Regions from separate parts of the Homo sapiens genome. Here region 2 is linked to region 1. Evidence: chromatin contacts called from ENCODE Hi-C or POLR2A ChIA-PET data. All regions are on one chromosome and are shown on one strand. Each heading gives the region's core, a stretch centred on a gene start or an enhancer-like site at or near the end of the contact. The rest is flanking DNA. Distances are from core to core; before and after follow the strand shown.

Evidence for each region. A loop is a pair of places that touch in the nucleus more often than their neighbours do. ChIA-PET counts read pairs that join two places held with the same protein, here RNA polymerase II (POLR2A). Pooled maps may share reads with other maps.
Region 2: a loop to region 1 is called in a pooled map, with 3 times the contacts of the local background. The contact joins the promoter of FAM136A here to the enhancer-like site in region 1. A Hi-C loop is called at or near these places in 3 of 50 pooled maps. POLR2A ChIA-PET finds 5 or more read pairs at or near these places in 4 of 52 experiments (AG04450, MCF 10A, PC-9 and 1 more).

What each region holds. Positions count from the first base shown.
Region 1 is chr2:70,521,256-70,527,058 of GRCh38, reverse strand. The region is part of intron 1 of TGFA (transforming growth factor alpha); the gene reads left to right. Among named protein-coding and RNA genes, the nearest start is that of TGFA, 30 kb to the left of the region's middle. RefSeq lists an enhancer at 2,431-3,047. Within about 2 kb of position 2,523, at least 21 of the 41 ENCODE cell types and tissues checked have a DNase peak (open chromatin) inside an H3K27ac peak, as active enhancers do; they include PC-9, where a contact is called at or near this core.
Region 2 is chr2:70,298,794-70,304,448 of GRCh38, reverse strand. FAM136A (family with sequence similarity 136 member A) reads left to right here and starts at 2,382. Exons shown (of 3, transcript NM_001329752.2): 1 at 2,382-2,845; 2 at 3,469-3,609. The coding sequence starts at 2,438. RefSeq lists silencers at 260-389, 2,193-2,462 and enhancers at 2,148-3,096, 3,097-4,046.

The DNA of each region.
Region 1 (5,803 bases), core at 1,274-3,773:
ATTTTGTAAGAAACTGAAAAACTGTCTTCTAAAGTGTCTGGACCACTTTATCAATTGGTTTTGACTCCTGAACCACTTTCATTTAGATGAGTCTAATTTTTCCAGAAAATACTTCAGAAATACACTAACTGTTAGTAACCTGAAACCCTTTTCTCACTGCACTCTTACATGGGACTTAAAGGTGAAATGCTGCCACCTTCATTCTTCTTTCTGTAGTCTTCCTGCTGGTCTCTGTTCTTGCTAGAACTAAACCATCCTAGCAGAAAACTTCCTCTTTTCCCTCTCCCTCCTTTTTGCTTCTCATCACCACCCTTTCCCCAGCAAAAGTTAAAGGGGAAAATGGACTAGAGCAGGGTTGGTAGGGGAGATCCCACTCCCATTTTCCCATAGCAGAGCTATTGCATTTTCTCCGGGATTTTTGTTTTCCTTTAAAATGTCTTAAATTGACACTGCTAAAAGATACATGATGCTCTCTGCCCCACAGCTCTGGGGTTGGCATGCCTTGTTCCTTACTGGTTTGTCTCGAGTCAATAAATGAGATTCTGCCCATACAACTAAGTGCATTTGGGGCATTAACTGAACAGCTTTGCTACACGTGGCTGGTAAGAACATGTATTGACCTGAGGGAGATACATTAGGGGCCTTAAAATCTGGCAGTGGACCAAAAGAAAGTCAAATGCATCATCCCCGTGTGTTTCTTCCCTCTTGGGGCTTCCGAGTCTCATTGGAACCCCACCACTATAAAACACCTGGAGTGGGTTTTGTGACTTGTCAGTCTTGTTACTTTATAAATAGGCTTCATGTTGTGTAACCTGAATGCTTTGGGTTAATACAAAGAGACAGACAAGACAGGCACAGGCTGATGACCTGGAGAATAGAGGGAAGAGCTGACAGGAAAAAGCATTCCAGGTAAATGGGGCAGGTTGGATCACCATGGTCCTTCTGTGACCATTTTCAAGGCTCTAATGAGTGGCCCTGTCTGCTCATGTGACTACAAGCTTGTTGCATTTCCCCTGAGTTTTGGGTACATCTGCCCATATACAGTTGGAAACTAAATGACCTGCAGTTGAAGAGACTTTCTCTGTTGGGGCCCAGAATTTCTCAACAGAGTGCACTGTCAATATGTTAAGCAAGACAAGGTTCTGTGCATTACAGAAATCAGAAACTTAGCATCCGCGGCCCCACCATTAAGTACCAGTAGTGCCCCCTAGTCCTTGTGACAGTCAGAAAGCACCTCCCACCACAGGTTCTCAGATGCTCCCTAAGGGGCATCTGCTACCAGCAGTAAGAACCCCTGGGCTAGCGGGTGGTCTGGTCAAGGTCTCCCAGTGAAAGGGAGTAAATCTGAGTACCACCCCGTCCACTCCTCCTCTTCAGCACCTGGAGCCTGCACTTGTTGCCCAGGCCTTTCTCCCCTACTAGCCTCTTCTCCCTCCTCCTGCCCCTTGCTTCTGGGGCCCAAGGAGGAGAACTTAGAGATTCTGCCAGTTTGCAGTGTGATGTGGGTTGAGAAATGTGGAGCTGCAAGAAGTAAGTGTATTTACCCCTTAACTCTTGAAAACCTGTAGTTCTGGGGATTTGTTTCCTTCTTGATTGAACTTGCTTCTTAATCAGCCACCCTTATCAACTCAAGTGAGCATGCCTAAGGGGTGTCCTGTGGCCAGCCCCCAAGGTGGACAGTGGGGATTAGCAATGGGGCAGCATTGTCCCCTTCCCCCATCCCCTACTTCCAGGCTGATGCTGCATTGATCTGAGATTCTGCCAAGTCACACTGGTATTTGTATTGGCCCAAACCCAAAGCCTCACAATGCCTTCTGCAGGGTGGTTCCGGGGTGTCCAGGGTGTTGTGCACCAGGGTGCAGGGATGAGTTTGTCATCACCAAGCTATTCACATGGAGGAAATGGGACAGAGTTCAAGGATTGCTTGTTTTTACCTCCTCCCTGCTCATACCCTACTTTCAAGCCACTTGTGTGAATGATGCCCACACATGGCTTTGACTGAGCTGAGGGGATGGGCTTGGTTTGATTTCAGCCACCAAGAGTCTAACTTTGCTGGCCCGAGGTGCACACCAGCAGAACCACTGCTCACCTGGGCCCAGAGGATGGTAATTCTGAGACATCACAGGCCAGGGAAGTTGAGATGGGGCCAATGGGCCTTCACGGATAGGGAGGGACTTATAACCTCCCCATGGATCCTTCCAGAGGTGGTGTTTGGTTCCTGTACTTCTTGTCAGCCAGGTGCCCTCTGCTCAGCTGGTTCACAATGCAAAGGGCCCAGGGCCCTGTGGATAGCTATAGCATCTGCCACTTTATCCCCAGCTTTGTCCCTAGCCCACTGCCGCCATCCCCTTCTTCCTCCCTCCTGGACTCTGGGAAAATCAAGTGTAACCCTTTCCAGAGACACCTCAAGGCCTCGTGTCACAGTGCCAGTCAGCTGGAACAGGTTTTCAGAGTGCCTCAGCTTGGCACGGCTTCTCTGCAACCTCAGAACTCGGCCCTGGTAGAGCCTGTTGGTGATTCAGCAGCTGGGGAACTCCAGCCAGCCCGAGAGGGCTCGGCGATACTCGCCCTGTTGCCTTGAAATTCCAGGAATTTGGATGGGGGCCCTCAGCCAGCCAGTGCGTGAGCAGGCCTGGGGAAGAGGAAGGTTGACTCAGTACCCAGCCCCTGGTCTAAGTCTTTGATAAGGCTTAAACTCTTCGGAAGAGACAATTGCTTCCTCCTGGCACAAAAGGGTGTGGCATAGATCTGCACAGGTGAGAGCAAGCACAGGGCCTTCCTCACCTCTAGCCAGATGCGTGCTGCATCCTGGTTAACACTGTTGGATAAAGATGTTTTACCTATCTGCTATTTGCTTTGCTTTATGAGAGAGGGTTCTCTCGGACCACCAGATCAGTGGGCAGCCTTATTCTATAAGGCTTTGAAGTGGGTAACATGTTGGGGAGAATACAGGAAGATGTCTGTGTGGCAGTGTGAGTTGTTGCATCACAGTGGCCGGGCCTTAGAAACAAAAGTGTCTCAACAGGAAGCAACTGGCTCCTCCTCCAAGGGTCTCTGTGCCTTTTTTATTTAGTTGTTTATTTTTTGCATGCTTCTCCAGATGTCAGGAAAAGCATTTCACCTCCTTTTGCAGCTATGTTACTTCTCTGTTAACATAGCTGCAAAGGGTTATGTAACAACTAGGTTACTTCTGTGGTGTCAGTTCTGGGCACTTGTTAGTGGCATTGACTCTAAAGAGTTCAAAGCAGTTTGCCAATATTCTCATTTGTCTCTTGAAGTAGGGAAAGATAGTAACCAGCTCTCCTAAATCAGTAATGGTGGGAAATGAGGTCTGGGCTGAGAGAAGGAGGGACAGGAGATACTAGTCCATGTGAGTGACCTGATCTTATACCCAGCCCAGTGCTGGTGGGTATTAGGAGGTGCAGGCAGGGAGCTCTGCCTGCCAGAGTGGTCAGGGGGCATCGTGGAGGACTTGGGGATTGAGCTCGACCTGGAAGGCTGGTAGAAATGACGTCAGGCAGTAAGGAGGCTTTTCTACGCAGAAGAGAAGGAGTTAGTGTTTGTAAGAGACCCGGACTAGGTAGAAACATTTGGGTGGAAGAAAGGGCTGTAATAGGGAGCATCAGAGATACAGGAACACCAGTGAGTGTGTTTGCTTCAATCATCTGGATTGTAAACTCCTTGTGGCAAGTCTTGCCTTTGCTTGAAGAGCCCTGGGACACAACATTCACAACGAACGTTCACAATGAGCGTTCACTCCTCTGTCTTAGCCTCCTTGGGATATGGCCAGGCCTCTTTGGGGTCACTGGATGGAAGTCTTTGTGTTCTTATAAAAGTTTCAGGAAAAGCCAACAAAATGAGTTAAGGGTAGGAAAATAAAATATTTCAGGGGTCATCTCATCGGGTGACCAAACAATGCAGGATCCACTTGACAGGCCACTTCAGCAGACTTAAATCCGGGCTTTGGATAAGGATGACAGTTCCTTCATTCCTCATGGATTTTTCAATATTGTAGTGGGAATATTTAATATCATTTAAATAGAAAAACACAGATTTAACTTACCACCCAACTGAACAATGGTACAGCTATTTATAATGGAGTTCAATGGCTTTTGAGAATTGGAAGGATCCTTTCTCATAGGAAGGGACTTTTCATTCATTGCTCTCTGCCCAGCACCTAGACAATGTCCCGCTAATGGTGCAGCAGGTGCTCAGTGAGCACTTGTTGAATGAATGAATGTCAGGATTCAAGTGCTCTGTGCAGCAAACCACCATGGCCCACGTCTACTTAAGTAACAAACCTGCACATCCTGCACGTGTACCCCTGAACTTAAAATAAAAGTTGGCTGTGATCCCAGCACTTTGGGAGGTCGAGGCAGGTGGATCACTTAAGGTCGGGAGTTTAAGACCAGCCTGGCCAACATGGTGAAACCTCGTCTGTACCAAAAATATAAAAAATTAGCCGGGTGTGATGACACACACCTGTATCCCAGCTATTCAGGAGGCTGAGGCAGGAGAATTGCTTGAACCTGGGAGGTGGAGGTTGCAGTGAGCTGAGATCATGCCACTGTACTCCAGCCTGGGCAACAGAGTAAGACTCCATCATAAAAAAGTAAATAAATAAAAAATAAAAGTTGGAAATAAAAATTCAAGTGCTCCTCATCTCCACTGAAATTAGAGTAAGAACCAAGACCTAGAGCTGTAGCGGCAGGGATCTAGACTAGAAGTAAAGGAATTCCCGAGGATCTGCAGGTTTTCCCATTCCCCATCTGTACACCCTCACTACTCACTACCCAGCCCCTAGTCCAAGTCTTTGATGAGACTTTAACTCTGTTTTCAAGCTGGTGACCTCTTAGAGAAATTCAGTTCAACATAAATGTATTAAAATCCTATGTAGGTGCGTTAGGCCAGGTGTAAGGATAGAGATGATTTAGCCACAGCTCCTGACCGCACTAGAGAGGAGAGACAGGTAAGATGTAAAAACTTCTGAACTGCAAGGCAGAATAAAGTAAGGATTCCTCTGAGGAAGAAATGATTATTTCTGACATTTGAGCAAGGCTTTGAGAGGCCAATTTGATTCCCATGGGTAGAGGATGGGATATGCCGACTTGAGAGATCAGCATGATGTGAATGAAAACTGTCAATAGGTTCGGTACGGTGGCCTGCGCCTGTAATCCCAGCACTTTGGGAGGCCAAGGCAGGTGAATCATGAAGTCAGGAGTTCAAGACCAGCCTGGCCAATATGGTGAAACCCCGTCTCTACTAAAACTACAAAAATTAGCCAGGCATGGTGGCGCGTGCCTGTGGTCCCAGCTACTCGGGAGGCGGAGGCAGAAGAATCGCTTGAATTCGGAAGGCAGAGGTTGCAGTGAGCCAAGATCGTGCCACTGCACTCCAGCCTAGGAGACAGAGCGAGACTCAAAAAAAAAAAAAAAAAAAAACAAACAAACAACAACAAAAAAAACTATCAATAGTAGCAGCTACCATTTGTTGCATGTTTATTGTGTGTCACTCAATATACCACATTTTTCTCATGTGTCTCTCGTTTAATCTCTAAACAACCCTGTGCAAGAGTTGGATATCTTTATCTGCTTTTACAGTGAAGGAAACTGAGGCTCAGGCAACTAAACTAAAGTCAGCAGCCATAAGAAGTTGGGTGAGGATCCTAGTAGCATGAACCCAAGGCACCAAGTTGGGAGTGCCAATTTTTGTGCAGGGAAAAGGGGCAGTGCTGGGCAGCTGGGGTCAGAGGACCTGACAGGAGGGAATGGGTGGAGTTTAGGTGGAAACGAGGTCTAGGATC
Region 2 (5,655 bases), core at 1,133-3,632, 220 kb after region 1:
TTTTTTGAGACAGAGTCTCACTTTGTTGCCCAAGCTGGAGTGCAGTGACGTGATCTCAGCTCGCTGCAACCTCTACCTCCCGGATTCAAGCGATTCTCCTGTCTCAGCCTCCCAAAGTAGCCAAGACTACAAGTGCCTGCCACCACGCCCGGCTAATTTTTGTGCTTTTAGTAGAGATGGGGTTTCACCATGTTGGCCAGGCTGGTCTCAAACTCCTGAACTCCTGACCTCAGGTGATCCACCTGCCTCAGCTCCCCAAAGTGCTGGGATTACAGGCGTGAGCCACCGTGCCCAATCAAAACATAGCTTTCTTCAAAGAAGCTTGGGTTGAGTCAAACTCCCCACTGCCCTAAACTAGAGTTCTCCTGCCATCTAGCGCCCAATGGCAGAAAATCGTTAAATTCTAATGACGGCCCCATTCCTTTGTTCCTCCCCCACCCCCACCTTGCACCCCCATGCCTGACATGGCTTTCTCTTCAGCCCCATATGCCAAGCAAACACCCACTCATTTCAATTCAATTCAAAGCCTCAATTCAAGCCTTATCTCCTCTAAGAAAACTTTCCTGAGGAACCCGGATGGCTCACTCCCTCCTTGCCAGCCTGGACCACCTCCTCCAGCACACCTCTTCCAACACTGCCCCTTCCCCTTCTCCACGGAGTGTGTTTCCCTTCTCCACTGACACTCCCCTCTGGACCCGCACCCCTAGCTAATGTATTCGATAAATGAATGCACACGACAGTACTGTTATGGGTGGGACAGTGAGGCATTCCAAAAAAAAAACTGCTCCAGGAATTCAGAAACAGTTTCATGTTGCTGGCATGTAAGTGCTTCATTGATGACTGCTTCATTGATGATCTGTAGCCCCTGCTTTGTCTCTGAAGTTCATTTTTTATGAGAAATAAATGCATAAACATACATCTACCCTGTGATCCAACAATCCCATTTCTAGATATTTACCCAAAAGAAAAGAAAATCTGTGTCTACAAAAGACTTGGTCCAGGACTGGGTGGTGGTGCATACCCGTAATCCCTTTGATAGGCAGAGGCAGGAGGATAGCTTGAGGCCTGGAGTTTGAGACCAGCCTGGACAACATAGCAAGATCCCATCTCCAAAAGAAAAAAAAAATGGTCAAGGATGTTCATAGTCACCACTTTATTCATAATAGCTACTAAGTGGAAAAGACCCAAACACCCATCAGCAGGGGAATGGATCAACAAATGTGGGCCGGGACCGATGCCTCATGCCTGCAATCTCAGCACTTTGGGAGGCCGAGGTGTGTGGATCCCTTGAGCTCAGGAGTTGGAGACCAGCTTGGCTAACATGGTGAAACCCCGTGTCTACAAAAAAAAAAAAAAAATTAGCCAGACGTGGTGGCACATGCCTGTAATCCCAGCTACTCGGGAGGCTGAGGCATGAGAATCACTTGAACCAGGGAGGTGGAGGCTGCATGAGCCGAGACCACATCACTGCACTCCAGCCTGGGTGACAGAGTAAGACCCTGTCTCAAAAAACAACAACGACAAATGTGGTATGTCCATTCAATAGAATACTACTCAGCAGCAAAAAAGAACCAACAACACAGCTCAATCTCGAAAGCATTAGGCTAAGTATTTTTCAGCAATATGCTAAAAAAGCCAGACAGAAAAGGAGTACTTATTGGATAATAACATACATATGACATTCTAGAAAGAGAAAATGTAATCTACAGTGACAGAAGCAGACCAGTTAGGGCAGGGGTGGGGAGATGGGGTAGAAAGGACGGAGATTGGGACAAGACAGAGTTTGGGTTTTTATTGTTGTTTAGAGACAGAGTCTCACTCTGTCGTCCAGGCTGGAGTGCAATGGCGTGATTTCGGCTCACTGCAACCTCTCCCTCCCGGGTTCAAGCAATTCTCCTGCCTCAGCCTCCCAAATAGCTGGGACTACAGGCATGTGCCACCACACCCGGCTAATTTTTGTATTTTTAGTAGGGACGGGGTTTCGCCAGGTTGGCCAGGCTGGTCTCAAATTCCTGAGCTCAGGTCATCCACCTGCCCACGGCCTCCCAAAGTGCTGGGATTACAGGCGTAAGCCACTGCGCCCGGCGGACAGGGTTTGTTAAAACTCATCAAGCAGCACGCCTAAGATCTGGGCATTTATCTGTATGTAAATTACATTAAATAATTTTAAAGAATGTAAAGGGAGGGACATGGGAGGGAGGAGGAAAGGCAGGCAGCAGCCGCAGGGCAGGTGTCCCAGTGACCGGTTCCCAAGCGGGAGGAGGGCGGTGGGCTCGCGGACACCAGCATGCAGTGGCTCCGTTCGGCCGCCAGGGGGGGGCGTGGGCCCTGGAAGGGCAGGCGGCGAAGGGCGGCGAAGGGCGGTGAGGGGGCGGGCCCGTACGCCGATTCCATATGGGCGCCGGCGCGGAGCGCCGCGGGGCAGCGCGGGGTCGCCATGGCTGAGCTGCAGCAGCTCCGGGTGCAGGAGGCGGTGGAGTCCATGGTGAAGAGTCTGGAAAGAGAGAACATCCGGAAGATGCAGGTAGCGGGGCTGGGGCCGAACCAGGACCCCCTTCTCAGCGGGTGGGTTCCGGGCCCTTCCCTCAGCCACCACGCGACGCCTTGCACTGCAGCCGCGTCCCCGCAGACCGGGTGTGGGCGGCCCTGGGGTCGCCGGGGCGGCCTCGGACAGGACTTCGGAAGCTTTGGCGGATCGGATGAAATCCGTGTGCCCTTGCCGTGCGCGAGGCTGTTTTCCGCCCCTTCCAGCCCGGGGCAGGAGCGTCCTCGGCGGCAGGTGGGAAGCCCCTGGTGGCAGGCGCTCGCCCCACCACCTTCCCCTCTTACGCGGCCCCTTCCGCAGGTGAGCGGCCCGAGGCCCAGCAGAGGCGCTGCCAACGTGAAAGACCAGAAAGGCGAGGACTTCCGGCCTCCCCGTTGGCCAGGTCATGCCTGCTTCTCTTGCGCCCAACCTCGCTTCACACAGCGCGGGTTTCTACACTGTTCTTCTCTGAGCCCCGCAATGCCTCTGTGTGTTTCGGTCCTGCTTCTCTCACGGAGTATGCGTTTCCCAGATAGTGCCCCTTGAGTCATTGATTAGTGGGTCGGCTGCCCTCTGGTGGAATTTGTATTGCTAGGTTGCTGACCTCTGAACCCCATGGAAGAGGCTCCTGGTTTTCAGAATTTGGCTTCGTCAGACCACCCTACCCTCACCCACTCGGGCGAACCTCTGTTCACCCAACCATCGGTGCAACAGGTGCCGATGAGCTAGCAGCAAGGACACCATGAAACACTACACTAGACATTGAGGATAATTTTCCCCAGTGGTGGTTTTAAGGTCCTGGTGTCTATTCTCAGGGAAGGTGAAAGCAGAAGGTGGAGAGAGAGGTGCAAATATCCACGTGGCCTTCTAACTCCTGTAGTGCTCCATAGTCATCTCTGTCCCCAGAGACTTTCCTACCTAACCTCTCTGCCCTTTCTCCCCAGGGTCTCATGTTCCGGTGCAGCGCCAGCTGTTGTGAGGACAGCCAGGCCTCCATGAAGCAGGTGCACCAGTGCATCGAGCGCTGCCATGTGCCTCTGGCTCAAGCCCAGGCTTTGGTCACCAGTGAGCTGGAGAAGTTCCAGGTGAGAAATATCCTAGACAGAGCACTGTAGTCCTTGATACAGACTTTTGCAGGAGATGACAAGCATTTGTTCAAAACTCTTGGCTTTAGTGTCTTGGTTCTGTTAACAGTTGTGATACTGATGGCCAACCAGTTTTCACAGGGTTTGAAATTTTGGAAAAAGTCTTGGCGGTCGAGTGCCTTAAGTTGAACATCATTTCCTATAGAAATGATGTAGGCCGAGCGCGGAGGCTCATGCCTGTAATCCCAGCACTTTAGGAGGCTGAGGCAGGTGGATCATGAGAGCAGGAGATCAAGACCATCCTGGCCAACATGGTGAAACCCCGTCTCTACTAAAATACAAAAAATTAGCCAGGCGTGGTGGCACGCACCTGTAGTCCCAGATACTAGGGAGGCTGAGGCAGGGGAATCTCTTGAACCCAGGAGGTGTAGTTGCAGTGAGCCAAGATCGCGCCACTGCACTTCAGCCTGGCAACAGAGCGAGACTCTGTCTCAAAAAAAAAGAAATGATGTAATGGGGAGTTACCAGGGGAGTTCATGACCAAGAGCCCTTATGCAGTTTGTTGGGGAGGAGGCGTTTGTTTGTTCCTTTTGACATAACCACCAAATACAGAATGTATACTGTGTAGTATAAAGTTTCCTGGCTGGACGCGTAGCTCGCGCCTGTAATCCCAACATTTTGGGAGGCCGAGGCGGGTGGATCACGAGGTCAGGAGTTTGAGACCGTCCTGGCCAACATGGTGAAACCCCATCTCTACTAAAAATACAGAAATTATCTGGGCATGGTGGCAGGTGCCTGTAATCCCAGCTACTCGGGAGGCTGAGGCAGGAGAATCGCTTGAAACTGGAAGGCGCAGGTTGCAGTGAGCCAAGATCGCATGCCATTGCGCTCCAGCCTGGACAACAAGAGCGAAACTCCGTCTCAAAAAAAAATAAATAATGTTCAGGCACGGTGGCTCACACCTGTAATCCCAGCACTTTGGGAGGCCGAGGCAGGCAGATCACGAGGTCAGGAGATCCAGACCATCCTGGCTAACACAGTGAAACCCCGTCTCTACTAAAAATACAAAAAATTGGCCAGGTGTGGTGGTGGGCGCCTGTAGTCCCAGCTACTCGGGAAGCTGAGGCAGGAGAATGGCGTGAATCCGGGAGGCAGAGCTTGCAGTGAGCCAAGATCACGTCACTGCACTCCAGCCTGGGTGACAGAGCGAGACTCCGTCTCAAAAAATAAATAAAATAAAAATAAAAAAATAAAGTTTCCTAAAACATATATTATTTTTAAAACAGCAGAATCTCTAGAAAGGTAGGATAGCCTTGAAAAGGTACAGATTCGAGGAACACCCTTCCACCATTTTGTGGACTTATACACCCACCCAGGACTGCCCCTAGTTGCTATACCCAGAGGGCAGCCCCTCTGTCACTAAGGAGCAGTCATTTATGTGAATCATTATTACTGTTGACTCACTGATTCCTGGCTCACAAGCCCCTCTGAGGTTACCAAAAGAGCTCCCTGTTTCCCTCTCTGGAGCAAAGAGTATCCACAACTTCATTTTACTCCCATCTTCTAAGTATATTTTTCTGGAACCTGGGGGAAGCAAGCCTACTTCCAAGCCAGCCTTTCATAGCCTGAGGTTCCATCCACATGGAAACTTATACATAATGTGACACATCTTTACATTCTTCCATTCAAAACGCTTCAAAGTTACTGCCATTATGAAGGAATAACTTCTTCAAGATCATGGAACCCCAAAGGGTTTCTTTGTGTTCTTTTTGACAGCTAATTTTATAGATGGGGTCTTTGAAAATGTGATTCTTGGATTGCTCTATAACTTCCCTTGCATTATCTTTTTAGTCCTCTCCAAGTGGACTTTCACTCTTCACTGGGCCAGAACCACTCCTGCCACTCACCCCCATGGGGCCGAATCCGGGGGTCATTTCTCAGTCTTCATCTTACTCTGTCTGCATCATTGACACAGTGGATCCCTCTCCTTCTTAAAGCACTTTATTCAGTTGGTCACCAGGACATCTCACTCTCCTGGTTTTCTGC